Linked DNA regions of Homo sapiens: regions 1 and 2 are each linked to region 3. A link is a contact called in ENCODE Hi-C or POLR2A ChIA-PET data. All regions are on one chromosome and are shown on one strand. Each heading gives the region's core, a stretch centred on a gene start or an enhancer-like site at or near the end of the contact. The rest is flanking DNA. Distances are from core to core; before and after follow the strand shown. Region 1 holds the start of POC5 (POC5 centriolar protein). Region 2 has its middle 23 kb from the start of F2R. Region 3 holds the start of ZFYVE16 (zinc finger FYVE-type containing 16).

Region 1 (4,242 bases), core at 457-2,956, 4.7 Mb before region 3:
TTTAAATATGCGTTCAGAGGGGACCATAGCCCTAATAGAGTTAAGGACTACGACTGTGAATGAGAAGAGGGTTAAAGCCAGAACCACTAACATCTAAAGGGCAAGAGAAGAACAGTCAGCAAAGAAGAGGAGTCAGCAAAGGAAGTCAGAACATTAGAACTATGGAAGCAATATCACAACTTTGAGAAGAAAATAGAATTAGATGCCAAAGAACCATGAGGATTGGATAGAATTTGGAGATTAGGAGGTTGCTGAGACGTTTGCTTGAACAATTTCACTGGAAAGTAAAACAATTACAGGTCTTAGTCACAGTGGGCTGAAAAATAAATGAGAGATGAGGAAATTGAAATAGAAAAGGAAGATACAGGGAAAAGTGCAAAAATAGAATGGAAACACAGGCTGGAACTAAATTGTGGAAAGGAAAGTTCAACTTTTTCCAGTGAGTATCACTGTGCATACACATGTTAAGTAAACTAAATCTCAGCATGACTGTCTTTAGTTAAGCCAATTAGGGAGGATAAAATAAGTGCATGTATCTGCAGCAAGGAATGGCTGCTTCACTGACTTCAAATCTACCACTGTGATAACTTGGTCCATTTATATTTTTATTCACTTCTTCCTTCAGGATTTGAGACCAGGCAGGTAACAGGGGTGGGGGGGGGGGGGTGCTGATTATTTAAAAATGAGCTAGTAAGTATGGTCAGATCTCAAAAATTGTTTCTTAATATGGACACACTGCAGACACAAAAAAACCCACCGCACTCTTGGAAAATATGCTATCTTCCATCTGCCCTGCTTTATGTCAACAAGGTATGAGTTATTTGAAACTCTAGAACAGTAGCATTTTCCTTACTGTTTCTAGGTTCAGAAACAAAGGAGAAAAATGAAAACTGCTTTAATGGGTGGCGGACGCACATTAGTTCACTACATTTTCAGTAGTCTCTAATCCAAGGTATCAGAAAACAAGATCAAAACTTTTGTGTGCTTCTCTGTTGCCAGAAACATAAAATAACATCTTGGTAATTATCTGGCTGACAGCAAAACAGGGGTCTGGGAATTCAAATGGAACCCCCAAGAGGCAAAGGAAGAGCGAATTAACATGCAAACTAGCAGCAGGGTGATGTCGCCTGTGCCTTTCACCAGGCCTAGCTGCACTCAAGGAAAGGGGCGCGCCAGCCCCTCCCCAAAGCAGGGACTAGAAGCAGAGGAGAAAAGCCATTGCAGTAAGCAAAAGGCCATAAGTTTTCTTCCATCACCTTCCGACCCAGCCTGTTTTAAGAAAAATCTTACTTAAGCACAACAGAGCTTTATACATGGTTATTTTTTCTCAACGTTTTAAGTGACCGGAACCTCTGATGACAGTAATCGCTCAGCATCCCTCACTCCTGCTCACTTCCTCTTCCTGCACGCCTCGGAGGGGAAACTTTGGGACCTTCCGGCACAACAGCTGAATCACTCGCGGTCTGGGGAAGAGCCCAGGGGGAGGAAACACGCGCCAAGGAACTTTAAATCTCCCTCCACTACTTTCGCCAGGGATGCAGGGACGCAGGATCTGCCCGGAGCGCTGCTACCCACCGTCGCCGCTCGCGACCAAATCCCGACTCCTCGCTCTGCGCCTCTTAGCCGCGTCGCAGCTGCAGTGTCAGCAAGTGCAGCCTCAGCAAGCACAACCGCTACCTAGACGGCAACCTGACAGTTTCAAACTGCAGGGAGGAATTAAGGACCGCCCTGGGCATTGGTCCTTTGTTTCAGCAATCTGCCGTTTGATTGGTCCGAGAGCTGGGGGCGGGGATTTGGGCCGCTGCCGGGAGAAGCCGGAATTACTTTGGAGAGCCCCGCCCCCTGGCTCCGCAGGTTGGTAGGGGGCGGGGTCCTAGGGAGCCCCACCCAGCGCCCGTGGGGATTAAATATTGCGCGTGCTCAGTTCTGTTCAGCGGCTGCAGGCTGCTAAGCGGCTCCGGGAGCTGATTTGGATAGAGGCTGTTGAGCAGGGCTGAAGTTGGCTAATGCCGTGTGCTGTTGGCTTTCAACAATTCCGGTAACCTAGATATGAGTCCTAATGCTTTCGTCTGCATAAGAACAATCCGAAATTCTGGGCCAGGTGTGGTGGTTCATGCCAGTAATCCCGGCACTTTGGGAGGCCGAAGTGGGAGGATCGCTTGAGCCCGGGAGTTCGAGACTAGTCTGGGGAACATAGGGAGACCCTTTCTCTATAAAAAATTAAAAACAAAAAAAAAATCTGCATCATCCACAGATCCCCTGCAACAGAATCACTTGGAGGTGCTTTTTTTTTTTTTGAGATGGAGTCTTGCTCTGCCGTCCAGGCTGGTGTGCAGTGGCACTATCTCGGCTCACTGCAACCTCCGCCTCCCAGGTTCAAGGGATTCTCCTGCCTCAGCCTCCCGAGTAGCTGGGATTACAGACGACCGCCACCACGCCTGGCTAATTTTTGTATTTTTAGTAGAGATGGAGTTTCACCATGTTGGCCAGGCTGGTCTCGAACTCCTGACCTCAGGTGTTCCGCCCACCTCGGCCTCCCAAAGTGCTGGGATTACAGGCGTGAGCCACCACGCCCGGCCGAAGGTGTTGATTCCTTCGGTCATGGACACCGTCAGGAAATCTGAATTTTTAACACACACTGCCAGTGATTCTGATGCAGGAGTCTGCAGACCACCCTTTGAGAAATTGCTAGTCTAGGCTGGGCGCGTTGGCTCACGCCTGTAATCCCAACACTTTGGGAGGACGAGGCAGGCGGATCACCTGCGGTCAGGAGTTCGAGACCAGGCTGGCCAACATGGTGAAACCCCATCTCTACTAAAAATACAAAAATTAGCCGGGTGTGGTGGCTTACGCCTGTAGTCCCAGCTACTCCGAAGGCTGAGGCAGGAGAATCCCTTAAACCCAGGAGGCAGAGGTTGCAGTGAGCCAAGATATCGCCACTGCACTCCTGCCTGGGTGATAGTGAGACTCTGTCTCAAAAAACAAAGAAAAAACCAAAATTGGTAGTCTAGTTTTAACTAATCTCAAACGTGTCAGACTTCAAGATAGAGCCTTCTGGTGAAGTATTGGCCTTAGAATCAGATCATAATTATAATCTAGCTTTACCATCTACTCGCTGTCACCTTGGATAATACTACTCACATACTAAGGTGGTAGGAGATTAAAGGAATTAATATATCTAAAACACCGAACACACAAACATATAGTCTTTCAACTTACATTGGCAACAGATAGGCTAGAGGTATGAGGACCCAGATGGCAAAGGTACCTAAGTAGCCCAGACTGGGGTTCTGCAATCTGAAGAACAGATACTGAGATCTGGGTGAGTTTTCAGGCTCCCTTCTGTTACCTCCAGTATAAGGTTTCTTTTTCTGTAGATAGAAATGACATAACCTGGGTCTCACTTACTTTTATGTTGGCAGAACCAGACTTCTACTTACACAAACAAGTAAGAAGAGCACCAGAAGTTTCTTTGGCATAAATTATGTTTGTTCTCCCCCTTTTTTTTCATGCTTATTATAGAGGACAAGTTCCTATTAATAGCTGCAAATTCATACTTGGTTCTAGTATTTGTTTTTTAATTGAATTGCCTTTTGGTGACCCCATACACTATAATTGATACTGAATCACTCTTCTGGTGCCCTCCTGCCACTAGGCTCCAAGTTTCTCTTTTCTGTCTTCCTTTTTGGGGAGGAGAGATTTTTATCGCAAACCATTTAGTAAACAATCCCATTCTCCTGTAAAACTATAGAGAGAAAGAGACAGAACCTTGTCTGGATGTTATGAATTTAGAACTGATATCTTTTCCCAAGGTTCCTAGAGAGGGAGGGAAAGAGAGAGAGAGAGAATTTAAAGCCCCCACAAACCCATAATAACTTGGTTGCCAGCTTGAACCCTTCATAATTATTTATTCATTCAACACAAATATTTAACATCTGTCACAGGCAAAGCAAATTTTTGTTGGTGCTGGGGATAGAGTGGTGAGCAAAACACAGTTTGCCCTCATGGAACTAAGAGTCTAATGGGAAAAACCGATATCAAACCAACAAATCCACCACACATATGAATACATAACAGCTGTGTGAACCTGGGCAAGCTGCATAACCTCTCTGTACTTCGGTTTCTGTATCTGAAAAATGAGGGTAGGAATTCGCTCACTGAGAATTAAATTAACGTAGGTGCTATTCTTATCCTCATTTTTCAGATAGAGAAACTGAAGCACAGAGAGGTTATGCAGCTTTC
Region 2 (4,000 bases), core at 954-3,453, 3.7 Mb before region 3:
GTGAGCTGCAATGTGAGAAGAGAGGAGAAATTCTCTAATGCAATTATTCTCAGAGTTCCTGAGACTCTCAGGAGATCTGCAAGGTCAAACTCTCTTCAAATACCAAGATATTATTTGCCTTTTTTGGTCTGTTTCTCTCATAAGTGGACAGATGAGTTTTCCAGAAGCTACACAACATGTGAAAGTGCAACAGATTGAATGCAGAAGCAGAGACGAAAATCTGACTGTCTCCTATTACACCAGTCATTAAAGAGATTGCAAAAATGTAAAACAATGCAACTCTCCTCCTTAAATTATTGTTTTGGGAAAAAATTTTGAAAAATATAGTATTTATTTTAACATGTAATGGGCTTATTGTCATTTTTAGCTGAAATAGATATTTTCAAAAGTTCTCCATTTTAATGTCTAATATGGAAAATATCAGTAGATAAAATCATTGGCAGCAGGGTGCAGTAGCTCACACCTGTAATACCAACACTTTGGGAGGCCAAGCCAGGCGGATCACGAGGCCAGGAGTTCGAGACCAGCCTGGGCAACATAGGTAAACCCCATCTCTACTAAAAATAAAAAACTTAGCTGGGTGTGGTGGTGCACATCTGTAATCCCAGCTACTTGGGAGGCTGAGGCACGAGAATCACTTGAGCCTGGGAGGCGAGGGTTACAGTGAGTCAAGATGGCATCACTGCACTCCAGCCTGGACGACAGAGCAGAGCAAGGCTGTCTCAAAAAATGAAAAAGAAAAAAAGTCAGTGATGTGCTGCTAAGCAGGATCTCCACAAAAAGAAAAAAAGCCTGATCTGGCAAACTAGCATTTGCCAATTTTGATGGTGTGAATACTCCCTTCTTTTCCAGTTTCAAGCTCCCAACTGTTTAACAGTTGGCTTGACAAATTTCCTGAATATTGAATTCTTGTGAGCAGGTACAAGTTGACTCCAGCACACCAATGGATGCAACCCACATAAACAAAGGCTCTTTGCTGGTCCTCAATAATTTTAAGTGTATTAAGGTGTTCTGAGCAAAAGAAGTTTGAAAACCACTGCCCTTATCCAAGATGTCCCAACTTTATTGACTTGAAGAAAACAGATAAACTGGTAATTATTATAAAAGCATAAAAGCAAACAGGGGTAAAGAGTTGGCTTAGAGCTGCAGGCACCACTCTGGGTTTCTGGCTGTTTCAGAGCTGAGGGGTTCCAAGTCTTGGAGCAAGAAACTGATTCAACATCCAGGCTCAGTGGCTCACGCCTATTATCCCAGCACTTTGGAAGGCTAAGGCGGATGAATGGTTTGAGCCCAGGAGTTCGAGACCAGCCTAGGCAAAATGGCAAAACCCCGTCTCTACGAAAAATACAAAAATTAGCCGAGCGTGATGGCTCATGCCTGTAGTTCCAGCTACTTGGGAGGCTAAGGTGGGAGGATGGCTTGAGCCTGGGAGGCGGAGGTTGCAATGAGCCAAGATGGTGCCACTACACTTCAGCCTGGGTGACAGAGTGAGACCCTGTCACAAAAAGAAAAGAAAAGATACTGATTCACGTCATCAGGTATGGTGTGGTCCACAGAACAGGAAGCTCTGTGTGAGGTCTGATTTTCAGCCACCTGCTGTGTAAAGGAAAGAGAGAGGTGCTTGCTGAGCAAAGTTTCAGACCAGAAGACCAAGAGACAATTCAGAACAGCAGCAGATTCTACCCATGGTGGCATTCCTGTAAAGTGAAACTCAAGCGCCAAGTTTGTTGTCATGGGGACTGTTGATTGCATGCTAGTCTTATGGAAACACACGGAAAACCAGAGGTCAAATTCAGTAGCATCTCAGAATTCAGATAACACAGCATGTACAGTTTCAACCCAGCAGGCTGTGTGTTTATCACTTCAGGAAATGACTCATAAGCAGTAAGGAGATGAGCTTTGAAAGCTGCATCTGGCCAGGGCACGGTGGCTCACCGCTGTAATCCCAGCACTTTAGTGAGGCCGAGGCGGGTGGATCACCTGAGGTCGGGAGTTTGAGACCAGCCTGGCCAACATGTGAAACCCTGTCTCTACTAAAAATACAAAAATTAGCCAGATGTGGTGGCACACACCTGTAATCCCAGCTACTCAGGAGGCTGAGGCAGGAGAATTGCTTGAACCCAGGAGGCAGAGGTTGCAGTGAGCCGAGATTGTGCCATCCAGCCTGGATGACAAGAGCGAAACTCCATCTCAAAAAAAAAAAAAAGAAAAGAAAGCTGCATCTATAGTAGCCTGCATGGTGGCAGGGCCAGTCTGGCTGTTTTGCCTATCTTAATGACTACATCTGCAGGTCATTTTGGTGTGCTGCTATGCGACCCATCCAAGGAAGTGAAAACACCACGAAGGGTGGGCTGTCCAATACTGAGATGCATTCGTGAGCAAAACCATAATCATTTGATATCTATTTTTGTTGTTTTGTTTCCTATCCTGGGATATCTAGTTGCTCTTGAAACTAGCTGACACATATTTTAAAAAAAACAAGACAAATAATATATTCCCATCCTCCAGAAGCTAACTGGCTTTGGGATTTAATCCTAATACTTAATGTTTAGTTAGGAAGCACAAAATTTGAAGACCTCAGATTTAGAATTTTATCAGCTCTGCCTTGTAACAAGTTTTAGAAACTAAATCAGTTGGCCAGGCCTGGTGGCTCATGCCTGTAATCCTAGCTTTTTGGGAAGCCAAGGCGGGCGGATCACCTGAGGTCAGCAGTTCGAGACCAGGCTGGCCAACATGGTGAAACCCTGTCTCTACTAAAAATACAAAAATTAGTCAGACATGGTGGCACGTGCCTGTAATCCAGCTACCCGGGTGGCTGAGGCAGGAGAATTGCTGGAACCCGGGAGGCAGACGCTGCACTGAGCCGAGATGGCACCACTGCACTCCAGCCTGGGCAACAGAACGAGACTCTGTCTCAAAAAAAAAAAAAAAAGAAAAGAAAGAAAGAAAAGAAAAGAAACTAAATCAGTTCTCAACTCTGGTTGCGCATAGAATCACTGGAGAGCTTCTAAACAATTCCAGTGCCAATCTCTGGGGGCGAGGCCTGGACATTGATATTGTTTTCAAGCTCCTCAGAAGATTCTGATGTGTAAACCAGGGTTGATACTAAGAAAAGAAAAATCCCTCAGCAGTCTGAGCTATGTGAGGTGTGCAAAATTTATTAGGCCCAGAGAGACGGGAGTAGAGGACTTCAGTCACACCCCCGGCACATACCCTCCCCCTACCCACCACCCCCCATGCCTGTGGGCAATTATTTAAAGTCATTTTGTTCCTGGTGGTGTGGTAGCTCATGCCTGTCATCCCAACACTTTGGGAGGCCGAGGCGAGAGGATCCCTTGAGGTCAGGAGTTTGAGACCAGACTGGTCAACATGGTGGAACCCCTACACTCCTAAAAATACAAAAATTAGCCAGGCATGGCAGCATGCTCATGAAATCCCAGCTACTCGGGGGGCTGAGGCAGGAGAATTGTTTGAACCCAGGAGGCCAGAAGGTAGAGGTTGCAGTGAGTCAAGATGGCGCCACTCCAGCCTGGGCAACGGAGAGAGACTCCATCTCAAAAAAAAAAAAGGCATTTTGTTCCTGACTAGCTACATTCCCTGTTATCTTCATGTTCCTGGAATCTGTGATACAAAGAACAATGTGTATCCAATCAACAGCTTATGTTATTTTAATGTAAATTTTGATAAACAACTTAGGAACTGCCTCTTTTCCTTTATAAACATTCACATGCAACTGCTGCTAATCAGATTGTATATTCAGGACAACTTGAATATACACTTCAATATACACTGGGTTGCAGTCCTCAAGCTTGGCCCAAATAAACTCTCTACTTATATTAATTTTGACTCAGCTTCTTCCTTTTAGATCAACAATACCACTGTTTTTGAAAAGTGCTTCTTAGCTTATATACTGCTGGTGGGAATGTAAAGTATTAGTTCAGCCATTGTGGAAAGCAGTGTGGTGATTTCTCAAATAATTTAAAACAGAATTATCATTCAA
Region 3 (3,836 bases), core at 268-2,767:
TTTTTGAGACGGAGCCTTGCTCTGTCACCCAGGCTGGAGTGTGGTGGCTCGATCTTGGCTCACTGTGACCTCTGCCTCCTGGGTTCATTCAATGGTCCTGATTGTCCTGCCTCAGCCTCCCAAGTAGCTGGGATTACAGGCGCCCGCCACCACACCCAGCTAATTTTTGTATTTTTAGTAGAGACGGAGTTTCACCATGTTGGCCAGATTGGTCTCGAACTCCTGACTTCAGGTGATCCGCCTGCCTCGGCCTCCCAAAGTGCTGGGGTTACAGGCGTGAGCCACTGCGCCCGGCCAATTCTTGCGATTTTTGAAAGATCAGTATGAACTGTGAGCTGTTTAACCTTTGAGGAACTGCTTTTTCCCTGTATCTGTCTGTATCTGATCCCACATGTATGTCTCTTCCCTTGTTTTTATTTTTTATTTTTTTAGAGACACGGTCTGGTTCTGTTGCTCAGGCTGGAATGCAGTGTTGCCATCAGAGCTCACTGCAGCCTTGACCTCCTGGGCTTAAGTGATCCTCCCACTTCAGACTCCCAGCCAGTAGCTGGGACTACAGGCACGCGCCAACACGCCTGGCTAATTTTTTCATTTTCATTTTTAGTAGAGACAGGGTCTTGCTATGTTGCCCAGGCCTGTCTGGAACTCTTGACTTCAAGCGATCCTCCCGCCTCGGCCTCCCAAAGTGCTGGGATGACAGGCGTGAGCCACCGCGCCGGGTCTCATTTAAATTTATAGGAAACTTGTGGTAAAAATAGCAAAACTCAACAAGCAAATATACATCAAGTGAGTGACATTTTATTTCTACATCAGATAAGTCAGCTTTTGCTTTTAGACAGGGAGACAGCTGTTCTACCAGCTGCTTTAAAATAAAAATGCAGAACTAACGCAGCGAAGGGAAGGAAAGTGTGGCTGGGAATGTCCAGTCAGCTGGAGGGGCTTGGAGCTCGGCGTTGGCTGGGAGCATTTTTATTGCTGCCGGGAGGAGGAAGGGGAAGCGGGGGAAGCGGGGGAGGCGGGGGGGCAGCGTGTTGTAAAATCAGTTTGAAGTAAACAAAAAGTTATGTTTTCCGAGGGGCCAGCAGCGCGGAGAGCAGGCCTAGCCCGCTGCCGGGAAGGCGGGTCTGTCCAGTAGAGACCGGAACGCCGCGCAGGCTCAGCAAAGGGCTAAGGCTGGAGCCGGGGAAGCTGCCTCTAGGTTAGCGAAGGGTAAAGGAAGTCAGACACTGACGCGAGTGGCCTCCCGATCCCGCAGTCGAGTGGAGAACCGAGTCCCGACCTAAGGTCGAATCATCAGGCGTCCCCGTCACCCAACAACCCACTCAGGCACTTCCGGTAAGAAATCTAGTGCCCTTGGCTCGGAACCTGCGTCGTAGTGCGCAAGCGCCCCGGGCCTGGAGACGGCCGCGGATGCCGAGGGAGGGGGCGTGTGAGCCGAAGAGGAAAGCGTCCTCTGCGCCTGCGCTCTCTGCGCTGCCCGGTGGGGCGGGGAAAGAAGCCCTGAGCCGGGATCTGGCACTCCCAGGACTCCCGGCCGGGGTAGCTCTTCACTCCTCAGCGCGACGTCGTGTCGAGTTCCCAAAAAGCTCCGCAGGGGCTGTAGGGAGGTAAGAGCCCCCCGTGACCGGTCGTCTCGGCCTCCCCTCAGCCCTGCTGTTCCCACAGGGGGGCGGGGTGACCGCTGGACCCGCCGACCTGGGCGCTGGGTCTGGCCCTCTTCCTCTGGGGACAGAGCCTGGGCCCCGACCGATTCCTTTTCCGAGCCCCCGGAGCTGGCCGGGGAACCCTGGCCCTCCAATCTGATGTCCCCTCCTGGAGCCTGAAGGGCCAGACCGGACTGGACCGGGAGGGCAATCACGGCGGCTGTTTGCCCGGTTCCCCGCTCCCGGGCCGCCGGAGTGTTCGGCGCTCCTGGGGGAGAGACCCCAGCGGACGGAGGGAGAAGCGCCCTGGCGCCGCCGTCCCGCCTGGGGAGGGGCTGCGACTGCGGAGGGGACTGTGGTTCTTCAGGAGTGGCAGAGGCTCGGTCCCCGCAGAGGAGTCTCATCGCCGCCGGTGCTCTCGCACTGTCCATTCCCGCACCCATGCATTTTCTCTTGGTTAGAGACCAGAAGGATGCAGTGGCCGTCTTTCCCGCTGCCTTTCCTTTGGTACTTTTGAGAACTCCAAAAGAGGACCTTATTTTTAACTCTTATTTGTACTATCGTGATTGCAAATATTATGTTCCAGACTAAGGATGTTCTTTCTTATTAGTTTGACTTGTATGAAAACCAGTCCATACATTTGATATTAAGTTAATCTTTTCAATTCAAAAAATAGGCACTTTGTTGATTCAATCAGATTCCTCCATTTATTCACTTGAGCTTGTCGTCTCTTGAGTTGGCGGGAGTTTAATGGTTTAATCCAGTAGAACTATATATAATTTTTCGCCTAATTTCTTCCTTTTTTTCCTCTCCTGGATATTAAACCGCATGCTTAGTGGCAAAAATTGAAAAAATAGAATAAAGAATAAGGAAAAATGATCAATCATAATTCCACCATGTAATAGTAATCAATTACTTATAATATTTTGACTTTTTTCCTTTGAGTCTTTTTTTCCCCTGTGCATTTTCTTGAGATGAGATTTTATATCGTTGGATTGTCTGCTTTCCTTGATTTAAATTACGTTGTAAGCATTTCCCCATGTTTTTAAAAAGCTTCATAAAAATGACTTCTTGATTATACATGAGCAAAGTATCTTTTGAAACAGTTATATTACAGATAAAGCCAAATCCGCATTAATTATCCTCAATCATAATGTTACATGATAGAATAGTGCTACAGTTCATTTAACATTATGATTGGGGATAATTACGCTTAAAAATTATTGAGGACCAATAGAGTTTTTGGTTCCTAATGCTGCAGTATATTTACCATTTTGGAAATTAAAACTCAGAAAATTGAAAATGTTTTATTCATTTAAAAATCACAGACTCATGTATTAAATAATTTTTTAGTGAAAAGTAACCATTTTCTAAAACAAAACTTAGAAGAGGAGCGTGGCATTGTTTCAAATTTTTGCGAATCACTTTAATGTCTGGCATTATAGAAGACAGCTGGATTTTCATGTTTGCTTCTGTTCAGTCTGTTGTGCTATCTGGTTTAGGTTGAAGCATATGAAGAAAACACCAGCCTTGAACAGATACGTAGCAGGAAAAGCGAGGATCTTACAAGCCTGCTGAAAGGCTCCTGGGGACATCCAGGGGTCCTGAGACCACAGTTTGAGAAAGCTGATTTAACCATTTTTGGATTGGTGGGCTGTTAGGTTGTTTAAAATTTTACACTGTTACAACCCTTGCAACAGTGAAAGTTCTTTGTGATGTTTTCTGGTGTATGCGTGCTAGTGTTTTTTCTGTAAGTAGAATTGCTAGGTCATAGAGTTTTGCTTTTTTTTAAGTTTGTTAAACACATTACTTTTGATGCCTGTATAATTTGCTTTTGTGCACTAATGTTGGTGTTTAGATTGTTTCAACTAATGATTTGGTGAAATATCTTTGCATGTTTTTAGTTGTTTTGAATTATTTTCTTTTTGAGGGGGCTGGGGGGAGTCCAGTAAAAACCAGACAACTGCCAGATACATTTTAAGAGAGCTTTAACACATGGATTCTTTTCTAAAATTTCTAAAAAGATAATTGTTAGATCAAATATTAGGAATCTTTCTCAGGCTATTGGTACATATTGTCACATTGTTTTCATGGGAGATAGTACCAGTTTGTTTCCTGTCAGCAGTGTCTGACATGCTTTAAAAAAAAAAATCACACCCTTACCAACATCGAGTACTTTTATTATTTTAAAAA

What was found. A loop is a pair of places that touch in the nucleus more often than their neighbours do. ChIA-PET counts read pairs that join two places held with the same protein, here RNA polymerase II (POLR2A). Pooled maps may share reads with other maps.
Region 1: a map of B cell shows a loop between it and region 3 (24-fold over the local background). The contact joins the promoter of POC5 here to the promoter of ZFYVE16 in region 3. A Hi-C loop is called at or near these places in 2 of 168 maps with a recorded cell type or tissue (B cell and naive thymus-derived CD4-positive, alpha-beta T cell) and 8 of 50 pooled maps.
Region 2: a loop to region 3 is called in a pooled map, with 9 times the contacts of the local background. The contact joins the enhancer-like site here to the promoter of ZFYVE16 in region 3. A Hi-C loop is called at or near these places in 1 of 50 pooled maps. POLR2A ChIA-PET finds 5 or more read pairs at or near these places in 2 of 52 experiments (GM12878 and endothelial cell of umbilical vein).

Annotation. Positions count from the first base shown.
Region 1 is chr5:75,715,731-75,719,972 of GRCh38, forward strand. POC5 (POC5 centriolar protein) reads right to left here and starts at 1,707. Exons shown (of 12, transcript NM_001099271.2): 1 at 1,576-1,707. LOC441087 (a long non-coding RNA gene) reads left to right here and starts at 1,702. Exons shown (of 3, transcript NR_149046.1): 1 at 1,702-1,854; 2 at 4,205-4,242. RefSeq lists an enhancer at 1,103-1,412.
Region 2 is chr5:76,737,346-76,741,345 of GRCh38, forward strand. No RefSeq gene overlaps it. Among named protein-coding and RNA genes, the nearest start is that of F2R, 23 kb to the left of the region's middle. RefSeq lists enhancers at 1,575-1,904, 2,005-2,074. Within about 2 kb of position 2,204, at least 15 of the 41 ENCODE cell types and tissues checked have a DNase peak (open chromatin) inside an H3K27ac peak, as active enhancers do; they include GM12878 and endothelial cell of umbilical vein, where a contact is called at or near this core.
Region 3 is chr5:80,406,547-80,410,382 of GRCh38, forward strand. ZFYVE16 (zinc finger FYVE-type containing 16) reads left to right here and starts at 1,518. Exons shown (of 19, transcript NM_001284236.3): 1 at 1,518-1,607. RefSeq lists an enhancer at 1,480-2,278 and a silencer at 1,999-2,118.